2 separate regions of the Homo sapiens genome follow, and region 2 is linked to region 1. Evidence: read pairs that join two places in POLR2A ChIA-PET (ENCODE). Cell type or tissue: K562. All regions are shown on one strand.

Region 1 (4,000 bases):
AAAATTGCCTTTGGGGCAGCTGGTGATGCTGGAAAAATAAGGCAGCAGCGTACTCTGGCCCTGAAATTAAAAATCTTAAAGGTAAAACCTGTCACAATGAAGTTATTAATGGGAGAGCCTAGACCTGGGCGCATGGAAGTCATAGCTCCATCACTTTGCACTGTGGGAACTTAGGTGAGCCACCGCCTCTTCCTGAACCTCCGTAACCTTATTTATAAGGTGAGGAGTTGAGCTGGGTGAAATGAGGCCATTTTAAATAATGAGATTCTATAACTTCAGGTCCAATCTCTTTCCTTCCCCACTTGTTCTTGAAATGCTAAAATATTAGCTTCCTGCAAAATGATCAACAACTGAAATTTCATAACAGCTATACACCATCAGAGTAGTAGAGGTTTCATCAAAGTTTTTAAAAAATTTCTTAACCCCATTCCGATTCAATGCAAAGTACAACAAAAGAATCACAACATTGAGAGTGACCACTGGGCCTTGGTTATCCATGATGAGTTCAAGTTCAGGCTGCCTCTACTTGTTTCTTCCATGCTAATGGAATTTTGTTTTGTCTCTGAATTGACTTTTGTGGTCACCCCATCAGTTCACACACGTAGAAAGCTAACCTTTTTTTTTAAAATCTGGAAGCTTTTTTTATGTCTATTTTCATCCTATAGAATGATGACGTGTAACTGGCAAATTCTAACAATTGCCTAAATTGGAAATGCAATTAACCATGCCTATTCTTTTTGGCAGAGTTAAAGAGCATTTCAGAGATTTAGTATTGACTGGGTTTCTCACTTGGTACAAACAGGTTTCATGATTTATCGACATGTCCATTGCTTCCTTCGCTTGTCTCTAGCATTAGCGATTTGCTGAAGATTTGCTGGGCAGTTTGGAACTGTGATGACTATGCAGGGTGCCTTAACCACAGTTGTATCAGAACATCCACATTGGTTGCATTTAACATTCTGCTTACAGAAATGGCTGGATCAATCTCATTTCAAATGAAAATGAATGAGCAAAACATAATCTACCAAATTAAAAAAGCCCACCATAAAGGCAACTTGCAAGTCATGACAATGATATGCACTCTTCCATTACTGTCTTTGTATTTGGGTGGAGGTGCAGGGGAGGGGATATCCATTCTCACTCCTCGGCTACTAAGTATGCAGAACGAAAATGGTGATCAGGATATGAGCTAATCCTTTGCACAGCCATGCTGGTCTCGGTCGGGCCCTTTCTTCTCTTTGGTTGATTTTTGGCAGAGGAGCTCAATTCACATTCCCTCTGTCCTCCACTGCAGTGGCTTCAAACTTTGGTGTGCATAAGAATCCCTTGGAGCACTGTTTAAAGTACAGATTCCTGGGCCTAACTATGAGAGACTGAGATTTAGGACATCTGGAGTGAGGTCCTGGAATTGGCATTTTGAAAAAGTTCCCAGAAAAGCTGAAGCTGCTGATCTGTGGACCACACCTTGAGTAACTCTGCTCCACTGCAGAGTGCTAGATGAATATATAATGAATAAAGTGTTGACCTTGTAGTTTTAGCAGTTTCTTTTTTTTTTCTTTTTTTTTTTTGAGATGGAATCTTGCTCTATTGCCCAGGCTGGAGTGCAGTGGCACAATCTCGACTCACTGCAACTTCGCCTGCCTCCCGGGTTCAAGCAATTCTCCTGCCTCAGCCTCCTGAGTAGCTGGGACTACAGGCATGTGCCACCACGCCTGACTAATTTTTGTAGTTTTGGTAGAGATGGGGTTTCACCATGTTGGTCAGGCTAGTCTCAAACTCCTGACCTCGTGATCTGCCCGCCTCAGCTTCCCAAAGTTTTGGGATTACAGGCGTGAGCCACCACATCTGGCCCACTTTCTACCTTTCTATGCTTTGCTGTTCATCTTTTTGTAGGTGTCTCTCTCTGTTCTCTTGAAAGAGGAAGTTAATTTGAAAGAGCCAGAGGACATTCTCCAAAACTGAAACAGAAGCCTAATATAGCTCAACCATTATTTTCTGAGCACGTGACAGCATTGGACTCAGTGCTGCATTGGCTGTAGAGAATAATGATGAACAGCAGTGCCCCTGCCCAATGGACTTACTGTACTGGAGAGCTTGGAGCATGTACACACATGTGTGATGCATGAATCTGCCTGTCTGCGTGGGTCAGTTAACCTTTAATCAGAGGCCAGCCCACAGGCGTTCCTGCTGTCATTTTCCTGGGAACTGTTTTCTGCCCTCATCCTTATCATCAATGAGAACTAGAGATCTTTATTTTTCCCTTTTTTTTTTTTTTTTTTTTGAGACTAAGTCTCACTCTGTCGCCCAGGCCGGAGTGCTGTGAAGTGATCTCGGCTCACTGCAACCTCCACCTCCCAGGTTCAAGGGATTCCCTTACCTCAGCCTCCTGAGTAGCTGGGATTACAGGTGCCCACCACCACGCCCAGCTAATTTTTGTATTTTTTGTAGAGGTGGGTTTCACCATGTTGGCGAGGCTGGCCTTGGACTCCTGACCTCCAGTGATCTGCCTGCCTTGGCCTCCCAAAGTGCTGGGAATACAGGTGTGAACCACTGCACCCAGCCAGATCTTTGTTTTTCAAAGTACTCAAAAGGTGTCCTGAGGAGACTCTAGAAGTCAAGACGTGTGTGTTCCGTTCCTGGATATGATATGGATATGATCATAATTGTCTCTGTGATCTCTGGTTAGCTCTTGCCCCTTACAGGGCCCGATTTTCCCTCTCTGTGTAATGAGGCCACTACGATTCTAATAGCCATATTCACGGTCCACAGCTAAGACCTCATTGGTAGCTGAAGGTTCTGGGCTAGGTGAGATCCGATTAAAAACAAACCAGAACAAGCCAAACAAATAAGGCAGCAAGTGGGAGAGCTCCAGGAGCAAGTGGTCAGGAGTGGGCAGGTAGACAAGAGAACTGGTTGACCCATGGTATTCACATCATGGAGTGGAGGGCCTGGATGCTGGGCCGTGTGCTCGGCAAGCCTCTGTCACCTCTGCCCTTCAAGACTGGCTACATCTTAGCAAGCCCAGCTGGGAGGCTTATTGCTGCCCTTGTCGGCTGGTGTGGGTTTAAATAATTACTTATCTTCCTCTAGCCTTCTACTAATATCTACCATCTTCAAATATCTAGGCCTCTCTTAATGTCCTCCTTGATTGAGGCACTTGGAGATAATGGTTCTTTCTTCTGAGGAAGAATGAAGGAAAAGAACTATTATTACTAGGTAACTATTATATGCTAGAAATGTTACATATATTAACTATTGAATCCTATAAAATGCTCTGAAGTAACTACTGTTATTCTCATTTTATTGTTGAAGAAGCTGAGGTTGAGAGGTGAAATTATTTGCCCAGCTTACACAGGTGGTAAGTGGGTCCGTCCAACACCAACACCTGTGCTTCCCACACCATAGCATGCTTCCAGTTTATTATAATTTTCCTCTTAATTCTTGAATCTCTGAAAAACTGGGGTCTTTTTCCTTTGATTCCTAGGCACACTGCACAGATGTAAGAACTTTTCACATGCACTTGGGCAACCCAAATTGTGTTTGCAGAATTCCCGGATGCTATTACCTTGGCACCAACCTTACCCTTCTTAGAAGGTAGCCTCTTGGTTGAACACTCACATCCCAGATTGGCACTCATCCCCCTTCCTTTCCCGCTGGCCTTTTGTTCCCTGACACTTTTTTTTTTTCTGCCTCAAGCTTCGACTTCTGCCCAAACTTTAAGTTGCTCTATAATCTATGCTCCTTCAAAGGCCAACTCTGTGATCTTGGACAAGTTTTTTAACCACTTTGGCCTTACTTTCTATTTCTGTAAAATGGGAATCCTAGTGTCTGCCTCTTGAGGTTGTTGTGAGGGTTAAATGAAATAATGTGTGCAAAAGGCTTAGCACAGGGCTTGATGCATGATGAATGCTTAATTATTCTTATTACCTGTAGTGGTAATAAGTTTCTATCACTGCACGTATTCTGGTATAATCTGAATACTTCTGGGTGGGAACATAGC
Region 2 (4,000 bases), 230 kb before region 1:
ACATGAAATTCCAGTCTCCAGATCTATAAATAAAGTTTTATTGGAACACAGCCACATTCAGTTGTGCATATGTATTGTCTACGGCAGCTTCTGCACTATACCAGCAGAGTTGAGGAGTTGTAACAGGGAGATCATATGGCCTGAAAAGCTGAAAAATTTTACTATCTGGTCTTTTACAGAAAGACTTTGCTGACCCCTGAAATGGAAGAAGACTACAGGCCTAGTTATTTAGTGATAATTGAACCCAGCTTTCATTGTTTGAGTAGCTTCTGCATGTCGATTGTTAAGCTTTACTTACCTAGATTACTTCAAATCCTACAAAGTACATATTATCGATCCCCTGAGCAAAGCTAGGATATTAGCTGAAGCCTTAAATTCAAATTCTTACTTTTTAAATTTAATTTAATTTAATTAAAATTTTTTTTTTAGAGACAGGGTCTCGAGCTCTGTTGCCCAGGCTGGAGTCAGTGGCATGATCATAGCTCACTGCAGCCTCAAATTCCTGGGCTCATGTGATCCTCCTGCCTTGGCCTCCCGAAGCACTGGGATTACAGTGCCTGGTCTCAAATTCTTACTTCCATACCATGGCAGAGGAGCAGAGCAAGACCTCTTCAGAAACATGAGCTCTAACCAAGGCAGGGAAAATATATTTAGAGGTCCTGAATACTGAAAACATTACAGTGTACCTTCCCCAGCCACCCCTCTGTATAATCCAAAATATTAAACATTGTTGAACTCAAAACTGAGTGAAAGCAAGTCCAACAGAGTTCTAATTCCCTCCATGATAACTACATGTTTTTCTAAAATAGTATCCGACTATTTTATGAGAATTTTTTGGTGTCCCTAGGTATATACTTGCTTCATTTGTTGGGTGATTAAACCCCAAAACTGACCAAAATCTGTTGGCCTTGCTAAGTCTGAGCTCAGGGCACAGAAGAAGAGTCTCACATTGTGACAGCCACCTGGCGTGGCGATAGAGTCCTGTTCTTTCCACCAAGAGAGAAGCCGTCCCTAGAGAAGTCTCTCATTTAAGAAAGCAGAACATATCTACTCAAAAAGCCATGGGGCCACCTGAATCAAATGCCTGTCAGACCTTCTCCCTCACCTCAGGTCTGTGTCTCCCTAAGCCCATGTCATGATCAGAGATGTTCCTTAAAGCTGGGCTCCCCAGCCCCCAGGCCATGCACCAGTACAGGTCTGTGGCCTGTTACGAACAGGAGGTGAGTGGCAGGTAAGCAAGCATTACTGATGGTAATGGCAGGTCATCTGGAGTGTCTGCTGCCATCATACTGGCTGCAGCAGGAATGCGCAAGTGGGGCTGTGTGCTCCATGAAGCCAGCGGGAACCAGGGACAAGTGGGAGCTCCACCTCTTCCGAGTTGGGGCTGGAGCTCCCTGGGTGCCACTTCAGCTGCCCAAATGGCAGCTGCAGACCCAGGCCTCTTGCAGATGGGAGCCCCGCCCTCCCAGGCATAGCAGGCAGACAAGTTCCTGGGCAGAAGGAGGTGGGTCCTGGTGAGGCCCCACCTTCAGGCCAGGGAGGGTCTGAAGTCTGTGGGCCCAGCTGCCAGTCTGGTGAACCAGAGTGGGGACTTGTGCTGCCTTTTTTGGGCTCATCCATGGCCACTCATTGGACCAATCAGTACATACTTCCTCCCCTCTGAGGCCCATAAAAGCCCTGGGCTCAGCCAGAGCAGAGGAAAGGACGGAGAGACACTGGGATAGCCAGCTGCAGAGAGAAGATAACCTCTCATCAGGGAACTACAGAGGACAGGACAACCAGCCTGCAGAGAGGAGCTACCCTCTCTGCTAGGAGCTAAACACTTGTCAGGACACCCTAGCTACAGAGGAGCTGCCCACTGCAAGTCTTCTTTGAGCTGTTCTATTGCTCAGTAAAGCTCCTCTTCATCTTGCTCACCCTCCACTTGTCCACATACCTTATTCTTCCATGTTGCAGGACAAGAACTCGGGACCCACTGAATGGTGAGGCTAAAAGAGCTGCTGTAACACAAACAGGGCTGAAACATGCCCCTTGCTTGCCACATTGTGGGTGAAGAGAAGGAGAGAAGAGCTGCAGCCCTTCAGGGATCCCAGACCTGGGAGCTCCCTGAGCCAGAGCCGTGACTCCCTCTTTGGGGTTCTGTGGTTCCTGGCATCTGCAAGCTTCTGGGTGCCACTGCATTCCCCAGTGCCAGCCAGGGAAGTGGCTTGCAGTGCACCTGGTCCAGCCACAACCTTGCAGAGAGCGCTGCTGGCACCTGTAGCTGCCTGCCCCACAGCAGCCACCAGTATGTCTGACTGAGCAGTGGCCGGACCCCATGCTCGCTCACACACCCCTCACTGTTCCACACCCGACTCACCCTTGGCAGGCGTGGGACCCAGGCCAGCAGTGTGAACTGAGTACAGCCTGCCAGGCCCAGCAGGCCTGAGCAAAACTTGGGTAAAAACATCACTGGCCACAGAGGTTTCTGGCTAGGAAAACAACACCCCAAGGATCCTGTAACATTCATCGGAACGCCACCTCCCGTTAGATCAGCGGTGGCATGAGATTGTCATAGGAGCACAAGCCCTATTGTGAACTGTGCGTCTAAGGGATCTAGGTTGTGTGTTCCTTATAAGAATCTAAGATCGCTGAGATTGATGAGATCACTTGAGCCCAGGAGTTTGAGACCAGCCTTGGTAACACGGTGAAACCCCATCTTTACCACAAAAACAAAAATTAGCTGGATGTGGTGGCGTGTGCCTGCAGTCCCAGCTACAGGGACTGAGGTGGGAGGATCACTTGAGCCCAGGGAGGTTGAGGCTGCAGTGAGCTGAGATTGCACCACTGCACTCCAGCCTGGGTGGCAGAGTAAGACCTTATCTCAAAAAACAAAACCAAAATGGTTTATTGTAAAAAAAATGAGTATGGTCAATATTTTTTTCTCCTCAGTTCTACTTTAATTTCAAGCACTCAAGTGAGGATCAAGCATCTGATGAGAATGGGAGAGAAAGGCAGAGAGAGCTGTGTCTGTTCAGGAAACCGCATCCTTTCACAATTAGGGAAACAACAATTTTTTTTTGAGGCAGGGTCTTGCTCTGTTGCCCAGGGTGAAGGGCAGTGGCACAAATCATAGCTCACTGCAGCCTCGACCTCCCGGGTTCAAGCAATCCCCTTACCTCAGTCTCTCAAGTAGCTGGGACTACACACATGCACCATCACGTCTGGCTAATTTATTTTCATTTTTAATTTTTTAGTAGAAACAGGGTCTCTCCAGAAAAACTACAGATGGATCAGACAATTAAATACTGAACCCTGTGGAACAAATAGAAGAGAAAGTGAAGGCTTGTCTATCCCTAGACACACTCTTTCTGGAACATCCGTCTTCCTCACACTGTCCCCTCTTGACTTCCATGATACCCTAGGCTGCTGGTTTTTCTCCTACCTCTCTGGCCAGTCTTTCTCAGTCTTCTTGGCCGGCTCCCCCTGTTTCTGAGCCCCAATCCCTATATGTTGGAGTCCTTTTGGGTCTCAATTTTTTTTTACTCCTTCTCTTTTAGGGTTTTCTTCCTATGAGATCTTTCAGTCTCTAGCCTTTAATGCCACTGAGTGTTGCCATTTCTACTCCCATGTTCATAATTCCAGCCCTGATGTCTGGCCTGACACTTAGAGACTGTCCACGGAGGGATACAGGAACAAAGGAAGTGACAGGAGTGACAAAGGAAAAGATGCGTTTGTGTGTTTCTGCACGTTTCTGTGTCTGTTTGTCTGTGTCTCTGTAGGTTCTGCATGTCCAAAAAAGAATACAGACGAAGAGGCCAACAACAAGGGTGGACATATTGCAGCAAACATGAAAAACAAAGAATTGCTACCTTATACATAAAATGTTCATAATATTAGAAAACAAACACATTAAGGCTCCAAGAATAAAACAGGCAAGAAGCAGGGTCAGAAAGTTCTCAGAAGAGAAGATACATTTAGTATACAAGCATAGAAAACGTCCAGTCTTAGAACTTATATC

The links. ChIA-PET counts read pairs that join two places held together with the same protein. Peaks named below come from ENCODE experiments on the same cell type or tissue, not always from the same donor. Only the 100,000 strongest peaks of a DNase experiment are listed, where the experiment ranks them.
Region 2: POLR2A ChIA-PET joins it to region 1 with 5 read pairs; 2 of 35 experiments call an interaction of 5 or more read pairs at or near these places.

What each region holds. Positions count from the first base shown.
Region 1 is chr15:81,841,403-81,845,402 of GRCh38, reverse strand. No RefSeq gene overlaps it. Among named protein-coding and RNA genes, the nearest start is that of LINC01418, 120 kb to the left of the region's middle. In K562, no CTCF peak of the experiment used is centred here; no DNase peak of the experiment used is centred here.
Region 2 is chr15:82,070,814-82,074,813 of GRCh38, reverse strand. No RefSeq gene overlaps it. Among named protein-coding and RNA genes, the nearest start is that of LINC01583, 16 kb to the left of the region's middle. In K562, no CTCF peak of the experiment used is centred here; a DNase peak (open chromatin) is centred at 1,713.